Regions from separate parts of the Homo sapiens genome. Here region 1 is linked to region 2. Evidence: read pairs that join two places in POLR2A ChIA-PET (ENCODE). Cell type or tissue: IMR-90. All regions are shown on one strand. Region 1 overlaps FAM227B (family with sequence similarity 227 member B). Region 2 overlaps GALK2 (galactokinase 2).

Evidence for each region. Peaks named below come from ENCODE experiments on the same cell type or tissue, not always from the same donor. Only the 100,000 strongest peaks of a DNase experiment are listed, where the experiment ranks them.
Region 1: POLR2A ChIA-PET joins it to region 2 with 5 read pairs; 2 of 35 experiments call an interaction of 5 or more read pairs at or near these places.

What each region holds. Positions count from the first base shown.
Region 1 is chr15:49,345,035-49,349,034 of GRCh38, reverse strand. The region is part of intron 13 of FAM227B (family with sequence similarity 227 member B); the gene reads left to right. It also overlaps a transcript of GALK2 not described here. Among named protein-coding and RNA genes, the nearest start is that of FGF7, 76 kb to the left of the region's middle. In IMR-90, no CTCF peak of the experiment used is centred here; no DNase peak of the experiment used is centred here.
Region 2 is chr15:49,240,577-49,244,576 of GRCh38, reverse strand. All of the region lies in intron 5 of GALK2 (galactokinase 2), which reads right to left. Among named protein-coding and RNA genes, the nearest start is that of GALK2, 72 kb to the right of the region's middle. RefSeq lists an enhancer at 1,391-1,685 and a silencer at 1,391-1,685. In IMR-90, no CTCF peak of the experiment used is centred here; a DNase peak (open chromatin) is centred at 1,526; H3K27ac peaks cover 994 bases.

The DNA.
Region 1 (4,000 bases), 100 kb before region 2:
CAGGGAGTGAGTTACATCATTTTTTAAAGCACAATTTGGGCTTTAGATTATAAACATGACTCAACGGAAGAATAAGGGGGGAAATATGAATTCTCATTCTGGAGAGTTAGTAATAGGTTGGTTTGTTCAATTTAGGAGAAATGTGGTAAAGCCACATTTGTATCAAATAAGAGAAGAAAACTTCATTTTCAAATAGTTTAAGTGAATATCAAAGGCTGGGGTAAAAGCCTTCTTGCTATAAATATTGTTGGTCAATAAAATCAGGTGGAAAAGCCAAACCTTTTGAATGCTTGGAATTTAGGACTCAAAAGCAATACCTCAAGTAAATATTGATCAGATAATAATTTTGTGTTCACCCAACCTACTTCTCTCTTAGGAGGTGGGCAGACAAAGGAGAAAGTAAACAAAACCTACTCTATTACCATGCATTTGCCCCACAAAAATCACTTCCAGCCTCTGGCTCCGAGTGATTCTGTGAGGTGCTCCAAAATTTCAGAAAGTAGAAACCTATATTCTAGTTTAGAGCTAAAGTCCTGTTTATTGAAGGAAAAACGAAATTGGCTCCTTTTGGTGGTTGCCTCACATGTGTCTGTTTTCTGTTTTTTTAGTGATATATCAAATTTCAAAGTGGGAGTTCCAGAAGTTCTATCTTTATATGAAGGACTTAGATATTCAATTAAGTTTCAAGCAGAGAGCTAGGGAACTTGTCTTGAACATGTATTTGCAAAGCAAACCCGAAGTTTGTATATTTATTTGGAATAGCTTTGTGGAGGGTAGAGGGGTGATTGAAAATAATGGGAATAGCCAAAGTCCTTCAAAGCAACCCTTGGAGCTGTCTCTGTTAAAGGACATAAATTATAAAAATGCTGGAATTTCTGTAAATCAACAACTTGTTTATCCAGCCTTATCAGGGAGTGATCTGTGGCCCATAATTAAATTTTCCAGATAACTAAAGCTGATCATTTGAAGCACTAACACTTTTTATGTTAGCCTTTTTTTTTTTTTTTTTTTTTTTGAGACAGAGTTTTGCTCTTGTCACCCAGGCTGGAGTGCAATGGTGCAATCTCAGCTCACTGCAGCCTCCACCTCCCAAGATCAAACAATTCTCCTGCCTCAGCCTCCCGAGTAGCTGGGACTACAGGCATCTGCCACCACGCCCAGCTAATTTGTATATTTTTAGTAGAGACGGGGTTTCACCATGTTGGCCAGGCTGGTCTTGAACTCCTGACCTCAGGTGATCCACCCACCTTAGCCTCCCAAAGTGTTGAGATTACTGGCGTGAGCCACCATGCCTGGCCAATGTTATCCATTTTAATGGAAGTTTTCATTGAAGGTTATCAATACTTCTCTGACTTCTTTAACAAAGTAGCAAAAACTAATTAACTTTATGATAATAACTAAGCTTCTCAGGATGAAATCTATAACTCAACTGCACCTAGATACCAATAAGAATACTCGTTCAGTATGCAAAGAACAGTAAACATTTACTGTTTGTTTTACCAAATACCTGTTACATACCAGCACTGATACTAGTATGAGGGTGCTAAGCAATCTAATAGCAAAGACAGGGAAATAGGGTCATCAATAATCTGTCCTATACATAGAATGCTATAGTAGAAAGGAGAAGCACCTTCATCTACTTTTAAACAACCCTGCACTAAAAGCATAGATCACTAAGCTGTTACAGTCTTTATTCCTAAATTTTATAGTTCTTCTGTCTCCTACTTCAAAAATGTTGTCACTTCTTATTCTTACTAATTTCTTAAGGGCAAAACACCATGTCTCTACTTATTTTTGTGTCTCCATGCCTAATACAAGTCCTGGCAATTTTGTTGAATTATTTTACTTGAATAAGTGTTAATGTTTTCAATAGCCCTTCCCTCAATTTCCTGAGTATACTACAAAACTGCTGATAATGATGTATTAAATAGTGAAACTTACTAGAACTGCAATCCTATTTTACATATAATTCTAGGCCATTTAGAATCTGGGTAAGATTCCAACAATGATGTTATTTCCTATAGAGTAAGTCACATGTGCTTATAACCTTTTAAAAAATGTTTTTGATACATGGATGTTGGGTAAACTACAAATCTAACATTAAAATATTTTACTTATAGGCAAAGGTAAACATTAAACAGAATATAACTGCTCTAAGATCAGTTTAGGCCACATGCTAATAAGCTTATTTCAAGAATGTAGTTTTTAGGATTAAGAACTAAGTGCATTCTAGTGTATAAAGTAGGAGATTCTGGCCACAGCTTGCTGCCTAGCTTCCTTTTACTTGTTATACAATTAGCATTATGTGTATAATGGGCACTTTCGCCTTAAGCCTGAGATGCTCAGAAACAACTCTGAGGATAATCCAAAGACTATCTCTAAGGGATACAAGATAGACAGCAAAGCCTCCTGAAGCTTCATTCTGTTATCACCGAGGTCCAGGTCTGTTCTGCCCATGCACAGTGAATCAATCACTGTGACACAGGTTTTGCAAAAGAGAAAAGATTTATTGGCAAAGCTGCCAAGCAAGGAGGCAGGAGAACAGCTCTCACATCTACTTCCCCTAAAATAAGGCTTAGGGATATTTTTGGGTTAGGGAAATGGGGGTGGCCTTAGGTGTGGGGAAAGGTGATTGGCAATGGGGAAAATGAAGTAACAGGTTCATTCTGTGCAAGCATAGTCAGGCTTCATAGCATTTTGTAGGACATATGTATAGAAAATCGTGTTAGCACAACCTGAGGGTAGAGTTTTTGGCCCTCCATGGTCAAAAGGCCATTTGTTGCGCACTTGCGCAGGCCCAGCTCAAGGGCTGGTGGTCTCAACCAGTTTGAATTGGACAGGAGCTGGCCCAAGTTTCTGAAAAACAACGGAAGTGTTGTTTTGGTGAACTATGGATGGTATCTATCAAGCAGCCAGTAAAGGTTAAGTTTCGTGTTCAGCAGCATGGCTTTCAGCTTCATGGAAAAAGGAAAAAAAAAAAAAATAACAAAAGCAAGTGACCAAAAGCAAGCAGGGCAGGCAGACCTGATCAAATTAACCTCTTGGTTTCAATTCTAGGACAATACTTTTGGCAGATAAGTACGAAATTTGCCCCTGGGCCATTCTTTTCCTGAGTCTCTCACACACACTCAATCTCTCAAAGGCAAGGTACTTCACTTCTAGAAGCTTCAGTTTCTTCATTTCTAATCTAATTAAATTGGATCCTACAATTTCCAAAACCCTTTGTTTCTCTAATATTCTGTGATTATAAAGGGAGATGAAAGACCCCAGAGTCCTGAGTTGAGAAGGTCTTAGTTTGTTACATCCCAACCACTGTTGTGAAGTCCCAGAAAAGGACTATTTTATTTGTCCCCAAGTGAATCTTCCATTCAGTGGCTTACCATATAGCAGTGCATGGGAATATAAAGTATGAGGCCAATTCAGATGGTGGAATTGAAAAACATGTTGCCACATTCATCCCCAAGGAGTAGAATATAACCATTGTTCATAATGTATATGGTCTAAGTATTCTGTTTTATCTAATTCGGAAAAAATTTATAGTTATAAGTGTCTAAAAAGAATAAAAGTTAAGATATTCATTAACACACTTCAACAGAAATCTACTGAAAACCATCACCACTGAGTTGTACAAGAAAATGCTAAGATTTCAGTCAACACCAACATCATGCAGCCCAGCACTTCATTATACAGCACAAATGTACAACCATGACCAAATTTTACAATTAGAATGACTTTATGAGGAACGTATGTCTACCCAGTTCATTTCAATAAAGTCATATGTTCAAAATTAATAATTTATAAGAAATAAAACATAATTCTTGATTTCAATACCAATAGTATATAATAAATGTACAAGTCAAAGAAAATCCAAAATTTGTTCAAAGTGACAAATACATCACCTCCCTCACAAATAATCATGGAAATGATACTCAAGAGAGCACAATAACTTTGTAGAAGAATAAAATCTTTGAAGTTCTAACAGGCACTCTGAGGAAGAAAT
Region 2 (4,000 bases):
CCCTCACATTTGATTAATTCATTTAAACAGATAGCCTAAACTAAAATTTATTAATATTTTAGAGACATTTATCAACTGCCTTTATCTTCCAATACTGTTTTTGAGAAATTAATTTACATTTCTGATCCTTTGATTATGATTTCTTTCCGTTCTTTTCTCTTGCTCTGTCAACTAGCTTTTAGTGTCTTTTCTATAACACTCAAGTTTCAAAATTTCCAGATGATATTCTTTGGTTTGGCCTTTTACATTTATTATACCAAACACCCAGTGAGCCCTTCCAATCCAAATTCACATTTTCACTTTGGAGAAATATTATTTTAAAAAAAAAATCTTCTGGACAGACACAGTGGCTCACACCTATAATCCCAGAGCTTTGAGAGGCTGATGAGGGAGGATCACTTGAGGTCAGGAGTTTGAGACCAGCCTGGGCAACATAGAGAGGCCCCAACTCTATTTTTAATAATAATAATAATTTCTAATAACTGTTTTTTCTGTTTTTCCTTACTAGTTGGATGGATTTCTGGAATTGATCCATAAATTTTCCTGTTTTTCTCTCTTATTGTCCAGCTCTTTTATTCCCTACTATATCAGAGAGTTCTTCCAGTCTGTTCTCTTTTTTTGAGACAAGGTCTCACTGTGTTGCCCAGGCTGGTCTTGAACTCCTGGCCTCAAGCGATCCTCCTGCCTTAGCCTCCCAAACTGCTGAGATTGCAGGCATGAGCCACCATGCCCAGCTGTTTCCAATCTTTTTGCTAAATTTTGTCTTGTCATATTTTTAATATGCAAAAGCTCTATCTTACCGTTGGTTCCTTTTTTAAAAAAGTAACACTATTATTTTTCAAGGACTTAACATTTTCTTTTATCTCTCTGAGGACATCATGTCTTTGATTCTTCTGCTCTCAGCATTGTCTCTGTTTCCTCTAGTTTCCTGTTTTCTCTGTTTTTTTTGTTTGTTTGGTTCATTTTGTAGGTTTTCTTCCAAAATCTTACTATACTTTGATGCCCTATCATATTTAAGAGTGAGTCACTAAAAAGCTTATTAGAAGCTTTGTAAATGGGCTTCTAACAAGGTCATAGAGGAGCTGGAGAAGGGGGTCACCAAATGTCAGTATCTGTATGAACCATCTCTGGGATGGTTAAGTTTCCTTTGAGAAGGATCCTCCAACATTCCTGCTGGAGTGTAGGGTGGTGAGGTTGCCAGTGTGCCAGTAATGACCAGAAGAATGGAGCTAAGAATTTCATTTTTCAGATGCAGAATGTCCTCTAATCTCCCAGTTTTCAAGTCTTTCTCGTCCTGCCTTTCTCAGTGCTCAGTGTCCCCAAGTACAAATGATCTCTGGTTGTTTCTCCAGAGACTCCTGCAAAGATAGGGGGAAATGGTCCAGGTGAAGAGAGGCCTTTTAGGGTCTAAATAGTCCTCACAAAGGCTTTCAGATAAATCCCCACCCACCATATTACCCTGCTTTCTTCCTAAGCCTTGCCAGAGAGCTGTGGGATGAGTCAGCTGCCTTTCCATCTGCAACTCCCTCCGCAGGCACTTGGCTCTGACCTTTCTCCATTCGCCTAAGTCATGTAACATTCCTCTATCCACTTTCCATCTTTGTATTTTGTGGTTTATGGTTATTTATGTCTCCTTGGCTTACCAAAGATAAAGCTTGTGCTTCCTTTTCTTATTTTCCCTGTTGTTTGGAAATGATTTTTGAGAAAAGAAGATTAATTTAGGGACACAGAAAAAGAGTAGGTAAGTCTTATTCTGACATGCTGAAATCAGAAGTCTCTAGATTTTCCTTTTTCATAGATCTTTTGCCACATCATACTCTCTTGTACCAGTAACATTCTGATTCATAATTTCTGGCTTCCAGATTCTCTGGGTGATTAGCCATATTGTTTTCTGGTTTCAGATATGCAACATTTAGTATATTAATGAATTAACAAGTTCCACATCTACTTATTATATCCCATCTGCAGTAATTGTTGTCTGCAACTGAATGGGGTTTACTGGATATGAAATAATAGGAAAGGCTTTAGTCACCAATCTGTTGTGGGACTTAGTGTCCTTATCAAACAGGCTAGTTATTTTCGGTTGTCCCTCTGTTCCTCTATTCTCACACTTCCCCTACCCCAAAAGGCTGACCTCTATGGTAAATTCCCCTCAACTATTCCCACTCATTGCCATTTTCACCTGTGTCATTCTTTCTCTGCCTTGCTGCATTTCTGGCAACATTACTCTATATCCACAGCTCCTAAAGTACAATGGCTTCCAGCTTCACAAGAGAACCCTTCCTAGTTAGTTCCCTTGACCTTACCCACATCTCTGTAAAAGTCTCTTTATTAAACTCTCTTCAGTTATACCTAACATGTCATTTGTTTCCTATGGTAACACTAATACATCAGTAAAAGGAGCATTTTGAACTAGCTCATCTCTAAAGTCCCTTGAATTCTTATATTCTGTGATTTTTACAAGAGTAAAATCACATGGCATTTAAATTAAAGACTGAACAAATTACAGACTTCCTTTCATTCAAGATTCTGTCTCACTCCAGAAAAAAAAAAACTCTCCAAATAATTATGCTCAGTCCTTAGAAAATGTAAATATTGTTAGTACAACTTAGACTAGCTGAGAAAGCCAGGATATACATATTGTTCCCTTTTTGCTTAGGCACTGCAGTAAGATAGTTCCGATAAAAAAATGTATTTGCTATTTCCGACTTTGAAAACAGACAATCAGAATTAATTCTAAGGGTTCAAGTGTTTCTCTTTATCTTCTTTCCTTCCTATTTCTTAGATAGGTATATTATCAAAACACCAGAAAAATAGAAAAACTAAGTTTCACCAATCCTCCCATTAAAAGTGAAATGAATTCCTTGACTTCACACCCTCCTCCAAATACCAAATTATCTTTTTCTATGCATCACCAGACTTTTTGTATCCACTGAACTTTACCACTTTCTTACCCCTTATAGACCCTTCAACCCATTTCCATCTAAAACTGCTCTTGTCAAAGTTTTGTACAACTTCTTTGTTGTGATATTCAATGGATACTTCTCAGAACTTGTGGTAACCTCTCAGAAGCATATGACAACACTACCACTCCTTTCATGAAACATTATCTTCCTTGTCTTTGCTGTTGCCTCACCTTTCTGGTTTTTCTCATACTTACTGGACTACTCCTCAATCCCTTCAGTGGACATCCCTTCCTATGCCCATTCCTCAAATGTTCATGTTTCTTGGGGCTCTGTCCTAGTTTTCCTTATCTTTCCACCTATATTCCAACACCAGGTATCTTGATCCACTCCTATGGCTTCAAAAACAATGATAAACTAATGATTCTCAAATGTACCATCTCAAGTCCAGATCTCCTCCTGACCTTCATATTTTTTTCATAACTAAATACTAAATAACTCCATCAGTATGCCCACAGATTCCTCACACTCAACATTTCAGCTTCCACTCAAACCTATTTTTCCCCCATATCTCTTATTCCAATGAATCATACCAGCCAGACACCGATATAATCTTTGAGTCTTTGCTGTTCCCCATTCCCATGCCCAATCAATGACCAAGTCCTACTGATTCTGAGATCTTGAATCTATCTAATTCTAACCATTCTCATTGCCACTACTCTAAACCAAATCACCTCCCTACTGCTAAAACCCTGAAATGCAGACTTTGTAATATAGCCAGGGAGATCTTTCTAAAATACAGATATGATCACCTTACCTCTTCCTAAAACCCTGCAATGGTTTCCCACTGCTATGAAGATGATACCTAAATTCCTTAACAAAGTTTACAAGGCCCAGCAACTGATCTCCTGCTCTGTTATCCAAATTGCTGTATGCTTCAACCATATTGAGACATTTTTTTTGTTACTCCAACAAGCCATGATTGCTTTTACTCTGGACATTTCCACATGATGTTCTCTCCACCCAATACATGCTTATCTGATGTCATCAGTGTTATCATGCCATCAATATCTACAACTCCTTTAATCTTTGTTGTC